Regions from separate parts of the Mus musculus genome. Here region 1 is linked to region 2. The links are chromatin loops, found by intact Hi-C in ENCODE. Cell type or tissue: heart. All regions are shown on one strand.

Region 1 (2,500 bases), 250 kb after region 2:
AGATTTAAAAAAACCCAAAAAATTCACCTGCCCCTGCCTCCCGTGCACTAGGATTAAAGGCTTGCAGAACCACACCTGGGCTCTATTTTCTTGGTCCCTTCTGAGTTCCCATAGTGCTTTGTATTTTACACACACCTACAAGCATACTGTTTAATCACACTGATTTACAGATGTTTGTCTGCCACCTCTTCAAACGGGATAAAATGATTTTACTCCCATCCAGGGATCGCCAGAACCTGGCTCACATCCGGATTTAACGAATGTTTGAAGTCTATTAATTCCCCAACAGTGTCTAAAACCTCTCACCTAGAGAGAGATTCGGTTTACCATGTAGAGCAGACACTTGTGCCCCAAAGGCCTACAGAGGTGGAAAGAGTGGTAACTGGGATGAGTCACCTGAGGACGATGGCCAAATAAAAAGGATACAGAGGAGGCTCTGGGTGCTATTGAACATGGAGACTCCTGAGAGGAAGCCAGCCAGCTCCACTGCAAAGAGGCCCAGGGTGAGACAGAGCGCGGCTACCAGCCTGCAGAGAGAAAAGGGCTTGGACCAAGGTTTCTGGATTCTGTTGAAGACCCCTGCACTCTCACCCCGCCCCAAGAGCTCACTGGTTGTCCTGCTTTTCGTATTCCTCCGGGGTGAATTTGAGAGGCAGGCAAGCCTGGATGTTGCTTTCCTGGCGAGCCGGGCAGAAAGAAAGAAATGTCAAAAGAGGAATGGGGCTGCGGGGACAAGTTGGGAAGGGGCCGGGGAACGGAGCAACGAACGGACCCTGTGTGAGTGGACTGAGCTGAGCTGGGTCCACTCCAAGATGAGAATGGGAGGGCCAGGAGGGCACGCGCACGCGCGCCCTGTCCGCGTCTTACCCGGGACCAGAACAACGTGATGACAACCACCAGATGAGCCAAGAGCGTCAGGAACCGAGAGGGCACGAGCCCGGAGATCCGACCCATGGCCTCGGGGGCCTCGAGTGGAGGCCGTGGGTTTTGAGGTTGGAAGTCTGGGGTGGGTCACTCATCAAGTCTCCCTGAGCAAGCAGGCCAGACCTCTCTACTTAAGTGTCCTTCCCGCGCGCTCGGGCGCCGCCCGGCTGCCATGGTAACTGCGTCCGCAAGCGCCACGCTGCTGCTTTCGGAAGTCTCGCGATAGTGCTGCTCCCTCTACCAACGTCTATAGGCGCGGTACGTGAGCCGTTGATGGACCCAAGAGGATGCAGCCAGAACCACCAAATCCTCCCTTCTCCTGTGCTTCCCACTCACTGCCTTGGGCGCTAGGAGTCGAGGGGACGAACGAGGAGAGGCTGATGCACCGAGCTTGTCCCAGGGTCAGGCTAAGTCCCCTAGCCCCTGGTTGTCAGAGGACTCCCCCTTCCGCCCTAGAGCAAAACTTTGCCGAAGAATGACTCTAATTTCTTCCTAAATAACTTGTCTCCGTGTCATGAGAGATTTGCCGAGTGCAGAAATGAGCAGCCTTGGGATGGTTAAAATTGGATGTGGGTGAGGTGACTGCCTCGGGAACCGAGGGGATCTGAAAGGGTGAAGAATGGAGCGGGGGACTGGAACTGCTTGCGCTTAGCCTAGGCTGGGACGCTGACCCACCACCGATTTCACTCTTGCTCTGAGTTGTTAGGCCCCGGACATTGCTCAGTTACAGACCAAGAACCTCTTCTTAGGGTGATGTGACCGATTTGGGGCTTCGGATGAAATCCCTGCAGATCGGAGAATCGGAAAGTTCTCAGCACTTTCCAGTTCACAATCAAGTCCCATGTCAATGGACCTCCCATCCCACTTGCACTCTCTGGTCCCTCCATTCCTTTTTCTTTGTGCCTCTAAACCAGCCCAAAAGACAAGGCTCAGGACCAGAGGGATTTCATCTATTCAACAAATATTTGATGTCTCCCAGATGCCAGGCACTGTGCCCCAAATCTGAGAGTACCTCGATAAAGTCCCTCCAGGTTATATTCTAGGTGGGGAGATTGATAACAGCCAAAACAAGAACAAAACCCAGCGAGGTAATGCGTGCTATAATTTTTTTAAATTAAAAGATAATACTAGAATAATATCAAAGGGAAGCTTTGAAAATAGATACTTCTTAAATTTTTGTTTCAAGGAATTGGCAGAGAGAGAGAGGAAGGAGGTGGAGGAGGAGGAGGAGGAGGAGGAGGAGGAAGAAGAAGAAGAAGAAGAAGAAGAAGAAGAAGAAATGATTCTGTCTCCCTAAAGTAATACATGGGGTTCCCTTTCCTAAGCCAGTTAAAGGTCATGAAAGACAGACTGGAGGTCTTCTAAATGAACGGGGGGTAGGGGGGTGTCTAACTGAACCTGAGATCCCAAACCAGGCAAAAGAATTGCCCCCCCCTCGCCCCCTTTTATTATAAAAGACTGAGGTGAGATGCTTGGCAAGTTTTGTATAGGGTTTGTAACTTAAACAACAGCATTGTAATCATGTAATTTCCTGATTTTTTTTTTCAGTATTGGAGATAAGCTCCAGGCCTCTTAC
Region 2 (2,500 bases):
TAAAAAAAAAACCCAAAAACCTGCACAAGCTCTCCCTTAGAGAAGCTATTACTGTTTAAGGAGCTAAAGGCTCTGGAGAAAACTGAGTTCAACAGGGATGTGATACAGAAGGATAAGGGCAGAAAACCCGAGGGACTCCTAGGGCTCTAGGAGGAAAAGGGTTCCTCTACTGACACTGACCGCACTGTAGATATGGTGTAGAACATCTCGGATAGGGCCCACGCCCAAGTCAGTATTCATGACAACCTTGATTCCAGTGGGAGTCTCGTAGTAATGGAGTTTGTAACGGCTAGTTTGGAAAGACAGAAAGCCATCCTTCCTGCAGAAATGAGTATTCAGACAGGAGTGAAATCACTCCCAAAGAAATATTTGTGATGCCCTCAAGGTCAACTCCTTCCTATTCATATAGATAGTTTGTAGCAGGTTCATTGAGTAAAAACACCTCCGGTCATCCCCACCCCCGATGTAATTGCAACTGCCTTCACTCTCTCCCCACTTTCAGACCATTCCTGTATCCGCTCCTGCCAGCTTCAAGATTCTCGATCCAGATTCAGCCTCTCTAAAACACACCCTCCCCTCTTTGGGGCCACACGCCACTTCCATTCCAAAACAATATCTCCTGTTCCCAAGGCTGGCTAGCTAGCCCTCCCTTCAACACCCCTCTAAAACCACCGTACATGTCTAGCGGGGACATCTTGCTGACAAACGAACGAATGGAGAAGAGCATTCCATACATCAGCTTGTACTCCTGGAGGGAGAGGTGGTAGAATTAGATCTCGGTTATGGAGGGGGGACAGGATGGGAATAGGAAGGACTTGGGATTTGGAGGAAGAGGACTGGACTGGGACTATGTGCATTTGGGGATTCGCTGGGACCCTCCGATCACCTCTTCCTTAGGGATCCCTGCTTGCTTCTTGCGGTGCCACTCGCTGTAGTGTAGACACACTCCATTCCGGTCAAAAAGGTACAGATTGTGGACAGTCATCTGCAAGATAAAGAGCCTCGCTCAGTGGCTGGTACCCAACTCTCTAGAACCTGATTCTTCAGCCAGGTGGGAACCCCACCCCCGGACTCACCGGAATTGCTCTGAAAGAGGGTGACAAGCTACTTCCGGTTTATAAAGCCCAGCTGGGTCGTAAGCGGCAACCTCAAGAACCCTTAACTCCGCCCCGATAGTCTTACTAGACTCCGCCTCCCTCCTGAAGCCAATCCGTGGTCGCCGATGCCGCGCGCATGCGTGCCCACGTTCCCGGGCCTCTGAAGCCCAGTGATGTGCGGGGAGCTTGGTCTCGCGGGCGGGTGACGTAATTCGGTTGGAGGCGGGATTGCAAGCGGTGGGCGGGAGGCTGCCAACGGTTTTGCAAGCTAGTGTCGCGCTAGGGAGGTTGGCCTTTGGTCTTTCTCTGTGGAGGTTATGGGGCTTGGGGGACAGTCCTCCTCATCTTGGGAAACCAGGGCCGACATGCTCAGAGTAGTCGGAGCCAGGTGGTTGCGGTAGAGAATACCAGGCGGCTGGTTGCCGGGTGTATGTCTGTGCGCGCGCGCGCCCCTTTTATTGAGATTTCTTAGGGTGGGATAGGGAGGAATTCTATGGACCTCTGCTGTGGCTTTTTTTTTATCAGGAAGGATTAGAGGGGAAATCCGAGGAAGTCGACTCTGGGTGGGACAGGTGAAGAAAGGGCGAAACGGGGGTGTTGTGGCATTGAAGTCTTGCCTCTTTCTTCACTAAAACCAATTGGGGGACATACATTGGGCCAGCTTTGGTTTGAGGTCTGTTTCAGTTTGCACATTTTGAGTGTGGGGAAAAAAAAAAGCTAACCATGGTTAACCCGTGCCGAAACTGATTTGCAATTTCCAGGACCCTAGTTAGGAGGAAGGAACTGCAGCGGTTCTGTCTCCCTGCATGCAGGTCTTCTGACCATTCCCCTGACTTTCTGCCTTGCACATCCGCTTTTAACCGTTCCCAGGAGTTGGGAGAAAGAATGTGTTTGCCCTCTCCATGGTCTCTGGAGTCAGTGGACACTCCTCTAACCAGAAAGCTCATTTGTTGAGGACCCAAAGTGTCTTCCTCCCTTCCAAATCTTTCTTCTTTGTGAACTTATCCACAAGTTTGGACCCCTCTCAGAACTGAGGCAGGAGTTCCCAGTCCCCTGCTGAGTCCAGTTGTCTCTTCACTGTACATGGCGACAGCAGCCCCCAGTCCCAGTTCTCCTCTCCGACCTGAGGACCTCCTGAGCGATTCGTCAGAGCCTCCTGGGTTGAACCAGGTGTCCTCCGAGGTGACCTCCCAACTGTATACTTCTTTGCATCTCAGCCGCCAAGCTGAGGCCACGGCCCGGGCCCAGCTGTATCTAGCTCCCACCTCCTCACCTCCTAACGAGGGCTTAGACAGCTTGGCTCAAGAACTGAGTCGCAGCTTGTCCGTTGGATTGGAAAACAACTTGAAGAAAAAGGTGAGAGAGGTGCGTCTTGGAGATCTCTCGGGTGTTAGAAAGCATTA

What was found. Peaks named below come from ENCODE experiments on the same cell type or tissue, not always from the same donor. Only the 100,000 strongest peaks of a DNase experiment are listed, where the experiment ranks them.
Region 1: it touches region 2 in a loop (1.9-fold over the local background); 1 of 42 quality-filtered maps calls a loop at or near these places.

Annotation. Positions count from the first base shown.
Region 1 is chr11:69,069,401-69,071,900 of GRCm38, reverse strand. Tmem107 (transmembrane protein 107) reads right to left here and starts at 1,092. Exons shown (of 5, transcript NM_025838.2): 1 at 868-1,092; 2 at 610-677; 3 at 427-527. The coding sequence starts at 954. In heart, a CTCF peak has its summit at 1,134; a DNase peak (open chromatin) is centred at 1,110; H3K4me3 peaks cover 1,870 bases; H3K27ac peaks cover 1,863 bases.
Region 2 is chr11:69,322,643-69,325,142 of GRCm38, reverse strand. Cntrob (centrobin, centrosomal BRCA2 interacting protein) reads left to right here and starts at 1,270. Exons shown (of 19, transcript NM_172560.3): 1 at 1,270-2,453. The coding sequence starts at 2,181. Trappc1 (trafficking protein particle complex 1) reads right to left here and starts at 1,157. Exons shown (of 5, transcript NM_001024206.2): 1 at 1,077-1,157; 2 at 887-985; 3 at 678-748; 4 at 181-319. The coding sequence starts at 985. In heart, no CTCF peak of the experiment used is centred here; DNase peaks (open chromatin) are centred at 1,242 and 2,282; H3K4me3 peaks cover 2,433 bases; H3K27ac peaks cover 2,110 bases.